Linked DNA regions of Homo sapiens: region 2 is linked to region 1. Evidence: read pairs that join two places in POLR2A ChIA-PET (ENCODE). Cell type or tissue: Panc1. All regions are shown on one strand. Links, peaks and the distances in the headings refer to the core of each region. The heading gives the core; the rest is flanking DNA.

Region 1 (5,382 bases), core at 89-5,088:
ATACATACTTCAGCAAAAACCTGAAGAAAGGATACATAAATATTGTGAGATCTTACACGTCTTAAGATGCTGTTTCTCTACCATAATACAGAGTAGTTTGTCTGGGAATAGAATTTTAACTTGGAAATAATTTTCTTTCAGAATAATGAGGATATTGTTCCATTGTCTTGGAATTTCCAGGGTTGCTTTTGAAAAACTTAAAGCGATTCAATTCCTGATCCTTTGTTGTGAGTTACTGTTTTCTGTCTGTAAGCTTATAAGATCTTCTTTTTGTCCTCAGTGTTCTGTAATTTTCCAATGATGTGCTTTGGTGTGGGTCTATTTCAATTTGTGGTGCTAGGCTATCTGGGAAATTGCCTTGAATTATTTAGTAGATGATTTATTTCCCTACTTTTCTCTGTATTCTCTTTCAAAATGCCTTTTATTCAGATATTAGGCTTTCTGAACTGGCTTTCTAATTTTCTTTTTTTTCTTTTTTATTTTTTTGTTCTCCTATTTACCATGTCTTTGTCTTGTTGTTCTGCTTCCTGAGGGATTTCATAAACTTTATCTTTTAACCTTTGTTTTGCTACCACATTTTAATATCTATGAGTTTATTTTGTTCCCTAGTTATTTCTTTTAAAATAACACTCTTTTTTCAACTTCTTAAGCATTTTACTTTTTTTATTTTTATTTTTTTAGTCTAAAATTTATTGCCTAAAGGCTTTAAATTCTTGGATACATATGCAGGATGTGCAGATTTGTTACATAGGTAAACGTGTGCCATGGAATAACACCCTTATCTTATCTGATCATTTTGTAATATCTTTTTTTTTTTTTTTTTTTTTGAGAAGGAGTCTCCCTCGGTCACCCAGGCTGGAGTGCGGTGGCACAATCTTGGCTCATTGCAACCTCTGCCTCCCAGGTTCAAGTGATTCTCCTGCCTCAGCCTCCCCAGTAGCTGGGTTTACAGGTGCCCACCACCACGCCTGGCTGATTTTTTTGTACTTTCAGTAAAGACAGGGCTTCACCATGTTGACCAGGCTGGTCTCAAACTCCTGGTCTCAAGCAATCCACTCACCTCAGCCTCCCAAAGTGCTGGGATTACAGGCATGAGCCACTGCACCCAGCCTATAATATCTTTATTAAATCTCTCTCAGAACAACAATAATTTTGTTAAATTTTCATTTCTTTGTATACTCTTTATCTTTCATTTGTATTTCATTTCTTCGTGTAGTCTTTCTTCTCTGTGATTTGTTTTTTCCTGTTGGTGTGTTTGTTTTAGTGTATATATTACGTGTTAGAGTTTATTTAGGTGATTACTACGTATATTTGTTTGTCAATTCCTATTTAAGAGCAGGGAACCAAGAAGCTAATTGGAAACTGAGCCAGTAGAAGGGATTTTTTCACTGCTAGGGTGATCTGACTGTGTTCTTATATTGGGGATTTCCAATGTTTGTATCTTTACACTTGAGTTGATGGATTACCAAGAGAAGATTCTTTGTCTTCTACCCATAAGGTAAAGCCTGGTTGCCATAGTTTTGGCCTTATGGATGAGGAATGCTAACGCATGTCAGTATCCGGTATGCATGTTTACTTAAGCTTTCTGTTTTCAACTGCACCTAGGGTTCTTAGGTCTGGAGACCCTTCATTTTAGTCTCTCCTTGAGAGGATAAGCCTCTAGATTTCTACTGGGGTAGAAATCAGGGCACTCACCCAGTCCATAAAATGAAGGGAGGAGATTTGGGGATTGAATTATTTTTTAAACCATCTTCACCTGATCATCCTTATTTTAGCTTCATTTTACACCAACTTCCAGTTTCTTGTGCCATCAGTTCCTGAGTCTTTGGGGCATTCTACTATGTAAATTATATTGATTCAAGGCATTTTCCATTGCTGAGGCTTCAAGTTTCTCAAGTCAGTTGAGCTGGTATTTCAACAGTGAGATTTTTTTTGTTTCCAAGTTCTTTAGTTTGTTCTTTTTCCTGTTTCCTGTTCTATTCTGTAAAATATATGTGATATAGTCTCTTATCTCTGGGAAGATAGTAAACATATATATTTATCTCTAGATGTTCCTTTTTTCTTATGTTTTTCTTTAAATACTTGAACATAGTTGTAATAACTATTTTAACATCATCTTATAATTCCATAATCTATAAATTCTAGGTCTATTTCTGTTGTCCTTCTCCTGCTTATAGGTAATATTTTCCTGCTTCTTGGTATGTTTAATTTTTTGTTGTTGTTGTTTTTTTGTTTTGTTTTGTTTTGGATGCTAGTCATTGTGAGCTTTACATTGCCAAGTTTCTGGATTTTGTTATCTTCCTGAAACAGTGTTGAGCTTTAGTGGGCAGCAGTTAAGTTACTTATAGTTTGGCTTGATCTTTTCAAGTTTTGTTAGTGTTGGGGTTGCAGTAGCCCTATGCTAGTTGTGGTCCTTCTAAGGTTTCTACTGAATGCCTTGAATGATCAGTAAACAGTCTCCAGTTTGGCTGAAAGAAGTTTAAATGGTCCTCAGACCTATATGAGCTCTGGGAACCATTCAGCTCACAACACCTTGTCATTCTTTGCCAAACCTTATAGAACTTCATCCTAGGCACATATTTCTTAGTATCTAGCAAAGACTTAATAGCAGATTTCTGAGCCTTTATTATTATTTTTTTTCTGCATAGTCCCTCTTCTCCAGAAATTTGCTCCACATCTTCTGGAAACCTTAGACTTCTGGAATTCTAATTTCTGTCTCCTTTACTCAGGAAAACAGCCATGGCATGCTTGGGATGCCTGTGCCTGCTCAGAAATCCAGAATTTGCCTTCAGGCAGAAAGCCAGGAGATCATAAGCCTCACCTGATTTTATTTTTGCCAGTTTTCTGGTTGTTTTAAAAGAAGGTTAAATCCGATTCATGTTACAACATCATGGCCAGAAGCATAAGTCAAACATGCTTATTTTAAAATCCTATTCCATTTATTTGTTAACCCTTTTTCTTTAGATGTGTACCTCATTTGCTGAAGTTGTTTTCTGCCTTAAATGAGATTCACATTCCTCAAGAGTCTGCCCATCCTTTGATTGTATATGCATCTTTCTCATTGAAATTCATTGTTATACTCTCTCCTGCTTCTGTTTAGGCAGTCTGCTTGGGAAGGGGACTAAGACTTGCCATGGGAGTTTTGACTCAGGATTTTCAGTGAAAGTAGAGGAGTGTGTAGAAAGTATTTCTGGGCTGGATATCCTGGAGACTGCTCTACTAGGAATGAATGCTTCCTTTTTTTCCCCAGCCACCTTGGACACTGCCCTGTCTCTAAGATTTAAGATTAAATCTCTAATATTTAATACTCTCTTCAGGAGTTGTATACTCTCTGTTACTGCGCAGGGTGTGTGGCACAGGATGTGAACATGGATTGATCTGACTTGACTGCATCCCTTGTGGTATTCCAACTAATAAGACTGTTGACTGTCCCTCAGCCCTTTCCTGTTCCAATACTTCACCATTGGGCATGAAACACTTTGGGCATAGAACTCTCTTGCTGTTTTTTGTGTCTGTATATCTTAGCTTGTGATTTTCCTCTTTAGTTTGATCTAGTCTGTTGTAAATCACAAAATATTCCCAGTTGCTAGTCCATCAGTTCCTTTTGTTCTTGTGTGACTGTTAATTAATTTTCTTTCATTTCCAGGAATTGATGTAGGAGAGAAAACTAGCTGGTTCCCAGTCTGCTATCTTGAAACAGGCAGAATAATCTCTTTTGCCCTGCCTATGCACAATCATTTTAAGATAGATTTGCTTTTCATTAAATATTGGGGGTTCTTAAAATGTAAATATCCAGCTTTGTTCTTAAAATGTAAACATAAAATAACATTTAATGTTTAAATGTTAAACATTAAATAGTATAACATTTTCTCTTTGTTTCTTTATCCCATTATGAACCATTTATTTGGCCCTTCATTCAAGAAATAATGACTGGGTTTCCTGTCTTGGTATTTGAGGAGGAGGGTACTATCTAAGGGAGAATTAAAAACACTTAGAACTATGCTATACTATGCTATAAGTGCTACGGGAAACTATGAGAAAAGTTCTTTAGAAAGTCAGAAGAAACAGGCAATTTTTTTTTTTTTTTTTTTTTTTTTTTTTTGAGATGGAGTCTCACTTTGTAGCCCAGGCTTGAGTGCAGTGGCGCGATCTCAGCTCACTGCAAGCTCCGCCTCCCGGGTTCACGCCATTCTTCTGCCTCAGCCTTCCGAGTAGCTGGGACTACAGGCCCCCGCTACCACCCTCGGCTAATTTTTTGTATTTTTAGTAGAGACGGGGTTTCACCATGTTAGACAGGATGGTCTGCAAATATAGTATTTGTAGGCATAAAGTTACAAACTCGGTGCCAGTATAGCATCTGGTAAAGGCCTCAGTGAACTAATGGCGAAATTTACCTCCTTTTTAGTCCTCACCCTCTTTAACTTCACTGCAGCAACTTGACTCTTAGCATGCATTCTCTTTTTTTCTTGGAAATTGCCTTTTGTGACTGTTTTCTTTTCCTACTTTTAAGACCATTGTCTATCTCATTTTCCTGTCCTGTAAGAGAAGGAGTTCTATGCATTCCCTCACTGAGCTCTGTATTCCCAAGGCTTCAGGCCTCTAGGCAGATGAACCTCAAATCCATAACCTGAGCCTTTACGTTTCCCTAAATTCCAGGTCCCTACTTACTGACTTGTTGAAAAGAAAATTACAAACTGGGCACATTACCTTCTTCTCCTCCTAAATAAGCTCTTCCCATATTCAAAATTCTGTTAGCAGTTTGACCATTCATTCTTCTTCTGACCCTGAATTACCTTGGACTCATTCTTTTTTATATCTAATTAGTTGCTTAGTCTTACAGATTTTTCTTTGAAATATCTTATTTTCTGCTTTTGTTTACTTTATATTTTCTGCTTTTGTTTACTTTATATTTTCATTGCCTTAACCCTAATTTAGTCCCTCATTAATTCATTTTCAGCTCATGATTAGGATCCCAAGTGGTTTCTTGCCTCTTTATTTCCCTTATCAGTCTTTCCTGTGCACAGATTTTCACTTTATTTCTTAAAAATCTTCTGCAGTTCCTCCTTGCCTACCAACTTCTTTGGCACTTAAGACCTTTTATAGTGTAGACCTAGCTCTTTTTTCCAATTTCATTTCCTGTTATTCCCTATGTGTACCGTATGAGAGACAATGGGCTTTGGAATCACAGACTGGGATTCTTGTCCCAGCTCAGCCATTATTTAACTGTGTGCATAAGTAACTTTGGAAGAGTCGCTTACCTTTTCTGAGTCTCAGGTTCTCATTTGTAAAATAGTTGATGTATGAATAAGGTAAACTAAAATTTCTGGTACTACAGTACCAGACTTAGTAAATGTTAATCTCTTCTTTCACTTTCCTCAGGTC
Region 2 (5,382 bases), core at 88-5,087, 1.5 Mb before region 1:
TTGTTTTTGAGACGGAGTCTTGCTCTGTCGCCCAGGCTGGAGTGCTGTGGCGCGATCTCGGCTCACTGCAAGCTCCGCCTCCCGGGTTCATGCCATTCTCCTGCCTCAGCCTCCTGAGTAGCTGGGACCACAGGTGCCCGCCACCACGCCCGGCTAATTGTTTTTGTATTTTTAGTAGAGACAGGGCTTCACCGTGTTAGCCAGGGTGGTCTTGATCTCCTGACCTCATGATCCGCCCGCCTCAGCCTCCCAAGGTGCTAGAATTACAGGCATGAGCCGTCGCGCCCGGCCCCGTAACTTGTTTTAACGGGTCAGGCTAAAACAAGAAAGATGAACAGAAACTGCAGAATTCATGGCTCTAGTCTCCACAAGACAGAGCAGGAAAAGATTAAGGCAGGAAAAACAAGCAAACAGATCAGGTTGTCCCATTTCCAGCACTGAGGCTCTCCCATTATGTCACTTTTGCTCCTAGTTGCAGCGTTATTTCCTGTCTGATTTCCCGAGGGGAGAAATCTCTGGAGGGGGTAGTAAAGCTTCATAGTTGGGTTGCATCTCTTGCATCTTCCTCAGTCTCTTCCAGCATCCCTTTTTCCAATGTCCTAGCTTCCTATAGTAGTGACCTATTGACTTTTCATTAGAGGATCTTCTCTTATTTGTTGGTAGTCCCAGAAAGGGGTTTGCTCCCCTTGTGAACAATTCCAACTGGGAAGGTAACACTGCAGTCTTAAGTTTCTTTGTCTTTATCTTTCTACATTTTTTTTTCCAAAACTGGATTGCTATTGCCAATACCTGAGAAACTTGTCTATCCTTACCATCCACATACCTTTTCTTTTACCTACGCCTGAATTCCCAGTAGCAAGGCTGCCATAAAAGTAGAGAAGAATAAGGGTCTATTCTGATCTACCTTTAAATCCATCCTTGTTAATTTAGAAAATGCCTCAGTCAGCCACTGATGAAAATCAATGGAGACTCACCCAACAGCAGCATTGCAGCTTCTCCCAGGTCACCTCGCGGTGGGTTTCTAAGGCATGAGAGGAGGTAGTCTCCTCTTGTTTGAGGAGGCAGTCAGCTTCCTGAGGCCAGGGCACTCCCTTACAAGAGGGGTTATCATTTGCCTCCACCGTGCCTGTTCCATTAGTCAAACACAGTCGGCCAGAGCAACTCCATGCAGCAGCCAGTGTGCCACAGAGCACCTCGGCAAATGTTTCCAGATCTTTTCAGAGCACTGGGAAATAACTCTTTAAGATGGGTACCATCAGCTGGGGAAAAGGTCATATGCACTCCTACCATGTCTGATGTACCTGGCAGTCCTGGATCACTTTAAAAAGGCATTTGAGTCACCGGAGCTACTAAAGGGTAGGGCTGATTTTCTTCCATTGAGATGAAAAAATAAGTTGACTCAATGAGAACACATGACTACAGGGAGGGGAATATCACACACCGGGGCCTGTCAGGGGGTCGGAGGGAAGGGGAGGGAGAGCATTAGGACAAATACCTAATGCTCGCGGGGCTTAAAACTGAGGTGATGGGTTGATAGGTGCAGCACACCACCATGGCACATGTATACCTATGTAACAAACCTGCACATTTCAGCCCATGTATCCCAGAATTTAAAGTAAAATTAAAAAAAAAAAAGAAAAGAAAAGAAACAATAAGTTGGTTTGTATGACACTGTAGTGTCAGTCTCATTTTGCTGTTTGGTATCCTTACTCCTTTTGCCTCCCCTTTCATCTAAGTTACCAACGCAACCATTTGCCAACCTAATACCTTAATTCTAGGACAGTCTGTTATCCAGGTTCTCAGACTCCTTGTTCCTTCTTCTTCATCATTTCTGCCTCCGTAGCTGTGTTTTGCATGTTCTGTTTAGGGAAGTTTTGGAGAATGGAATCCACATTAGAATATTCTAATAAGGCTAGCAATTTTCCCCCTTCCAAAGGGAAGTTATCTCCAGAACCTGTAGCCATTGGGAATCATCCATCCATCCAGAAGGTCATTGCCCCACTCTTCTAGGACCTAGATAGAGGCAAAGAAGGGCAACAAGAAGCAGAAAAAGCAGAAGGAGCAACAGCAGAAAGAGGTCAAGAACCTGGAAGAAGAGAAAGGAGCTTTCAGTTACTTTATCTCTTCCTCCAGTTTCTTAATTCATTCTTTGTGGCTGCCCACTTCATTCCTTCTTTTATTTCCTGAGATCCAGAGATACCAATAATCCCTTTGAGTGGGGTTTTTCTGAGAATTCCTGTAAATACATCAATTTGTCTACTTCAAATGAGCCTTCTTTTGACCGTTGCAAAGCAGGATTTTTATAAGTATGCTTATGCCAAATGTGAGAGAATAAAAGAAGCCTTTTATTTTTAAAAGAGAGACCTACTGACAATATTCTAGGCATCTCGTATTTTTCTACTGCTAAAGCCAGTGATGAATCAGATGGGACCTTCAATGAGTTACCCATTTTGCTCAGTTGTAACTTGGAATTTACAGAGAGGCTTTGGAATTTTCCCTGGGAACCAAATCCCACTCAGCCAAAGTAGTCAGAGGGAGACTTTTTGGCAAACATTCAGAGTTCTGACCTAATCACGGGTGACCACAAATCCTCCAACAAATTCACCCACCAAAAGGACTCACTTGAGATATACCAATCTTCCTTATTGCCAAATTGTTGGGATAAAAAAGTAATCAAGGCCCAAAGGAACATGCTAATTCATAAAAATAGAATTAACTAATTTTGTTACTGAGCAGAAAACCCCTGCATCCATGCAGATAGCCCATAAGTGGCTATAGAGCTATGGTGAATGTTCTCTATTTATAAGCAATTAAAGCTATGGTCCTTTTTTTAGTAAATAGTCAACAGATAGTTCATTTGCATCAGTAGCTACATGGCACTTACTCTGACATCCTGTTTTTCATCATTCTTTATCTGGCTCACTCTGATTTTGTAATTCTTTATCAGTACCTCCTCTAGTTGTCCCTTATATTGTATCTAGCACGTATGATGAGTCACATCCTTCATCATGCGTCAGTAAGGTTAGATTAAGTTCAGTCTCCCAAAACCTCTCCTAGTGTGACAAGTCCCATCTGCAGATTTGAGCCACCAGGTAACTGTCTGCTCAGGCTTAAGTTATTATACTATGAATGATTCTGGATCTTGATGCCTGACACAGACTTCCAAGACAACAGCAGCGATTCTAGAGATTTCTCAGTTAGCATTCATTTTGGGGCCTCATCAGGGGAATATTGGCTGGGAAAGTCCTGGTAACTCGGGGACCCACCCTGCTCATCCCCACTAACCTGCCTTTCCCTCGCCGTTTAAAAGATAAGAACAGTAGCTTGCCCCCAAGTGCCATCTAAGGCTGGGAGGAGGATGAAAGGCAGTTGCCAATTGTATTGAATCTAATTTCGAGTTCCTGTGGGGTTTTACTGTACCTGGATGCAGAGCTACTGTATTTTAGAGAAAGTACGCCTTCCGCTTTATGGAAGTATTGCCAAATTGCTCTCCCAAATAGTTATACCAATTTACACTCCCACCTGTGATGTATGAGTTCCTACTTTCACACATTCTTGGCAACATCTGGTGTTTGCAGACTTTATTTTTATCAATCTGATGGGTGTGAAGTAGTGTCTCATTTTGGCTTTAATTTGCATTTCTTTACTATTGAACATCTTTTCCTATGTTCATTGGTCATTTGAGTTTCCTCTTCTGTGAATTGATTGTTCATATCTTTTGCCTTAAAAAACAACTGGCTACCTCTTTTAATATACGAGAGTACTTTATGTTCTGAGTACTAACCTTCTGATTGGTATTATATGTTGCAAATCTCCTCTCCAAAGCTATGACCTGTTTTTTTATTATGGAGTCTTTTGTATAAAGAACTTTCATGTGCTCCAATATGTCTATTTTTCTTAATAGCATGTAGTTCTATGTCTTGTTTAAGAAGTGTTTTCTTATCCTGATGTGAATTCTCTGGTAATTTATTCTAAAACTTTTATAATTTTTCTTTTCATATTTAAATATTTGATCTATCAACAATTTATTTTTGTATATGATGTGAGATTAAAATGCAGTTTTATTTTTTCCACAGGAATAACCAGTTGCCCTAGTACCATTTGCTAAATAGTTCATCTTTTCCTCATTGATTTGTAATGTCACCTTATTGCTGGCCTTTGGTTTTTCCATGTTAATTTTAAGATTAGTTTCTCAAGTTCTGTGAAAAAAACCTTTGGAGAATTTGATTGGAATTGCAACATACAGATGAATTTGAAATCATTTGCCATCTTTATTAATCGAGTCTTACTGTCCATAAAAATAGTATATTGTTTTTTTATTTAAGTCTTACCTTATGCCCTTTAATATAGGTTTTCAATTTCATTTTATCTATAAAGCTCTTGCATGCCTTTTTTTAAAGATCTGTATGGCTTTTATTACATTACAAATTGGATCTTTTAAATTAAAATTGTAAATTGGTTTTGCTGCTATAGCAACACTAATTTTTTAACAAGGACATTATATCTGCAATGTAATAACATATTGTGGTGAAAGAGTGTATTGTATGTATGGTACAGATTCCTGATATCTGTTGAAATCTGTTCTATGACCTAGTACATAGCCAATTTATTTATAAAGTTTTCATATTTTTTGAAATAATTTTTTCTCTTTAGTTTTGTGCAAAATTTGTATATGTCCATTAGATCAAGCTTGTAATTGATTATTCCAGTTATCTATATCCTTATTAAATGTTTTCTTCTTCTGTCAATTAGTATGGTTGTGGATTTTTTTCATTTCTTCTAGTAATACTGTGATCTTTTGTGTTACTAATTTGGAGATGAGTTTAGAATGACTATAGCTTCCTATTAACTGTTACATAATAACTTTTCTGCTCCTAATAATGGTTTTTGCCATAAAATATATTCTTTTTCTGGGTATTCATAGAGCTGTGCCTAGCATAGCAATTAGGGATGTTTTCGGCTGCAAATAACAGAAAACTTGACCACAGATTCCTAAACACATGGAGGATTATATTTTTTTCAACAAGATGGAGATATTTACCATTAACGACATGCCGTTTTTCATCTTCATTCTTGTTTTTTCCCTGTGAGTCTTTGTGGAGAGGGAGGATAATGAAACAACCTTTATGATCAGAATTGCATAGTACAGTATCCTGTTTTATCATCTATGGAATCTTTATCCCATAATTGTAAATGGTTTGCTGTTTGCACTCATTTTATGAAAGTAAAAGTTATTTAATTATTTAGGAGATAGAATTTTCTATTTCTAGAGTGAGTAAATGTGACAGTTATCCTTACCAAATGAAATTACCAGGAAGAAATGTTTATGCAGGCCTGTCGTTAGAGCCAGAAGCAATTAAATGCTCAACTCTCAGTAAACCA

Evidence for each region. Peaks named below come from ENCODE experiments on the same cell type or tissue, not always from the same donor. Only the 100,000 strongest peaks of a DNase experiment are listed, where the experiment ranks them.
Region 2: POLR2A ChIA-PET joins it to region 1 with 6 read pairs; 2 of 35 experiments call an interaction of 5 or more read pairs at or near these places.

Annotation. Positions count from the first base shown.
Region 1 is chr11:111,636,651-111,642,032 of GRCh38, forward strand. All of the region lies in intron 3 of SIK2 (salt inducible kinase 2), which reads left to right. Among named protein-coding and RNA genes, the nearest start is that of SIK2, 37 kb to the left of the region's middle. In Panc1, for the core only: no CTCF peak of the experiment used is centred there; no DNase peak of the experiment used is centred there.
Region 2 is chr11:110,145,997-110,151,378 of GRCh38, forward strand. All of the region lies in intron 2 of ZC3H12C (zinc finger CCCH-type containing 12C), which reads left to right. Among named protein-coding and RNA genes, the nearest start is that of ZC3H12C, 55 kb to the left of the region's middle. In Panc1, for the core only: no CTCF peak of the experiment used is centred there; a DNase peak (open chromatin) is centred at 2,903.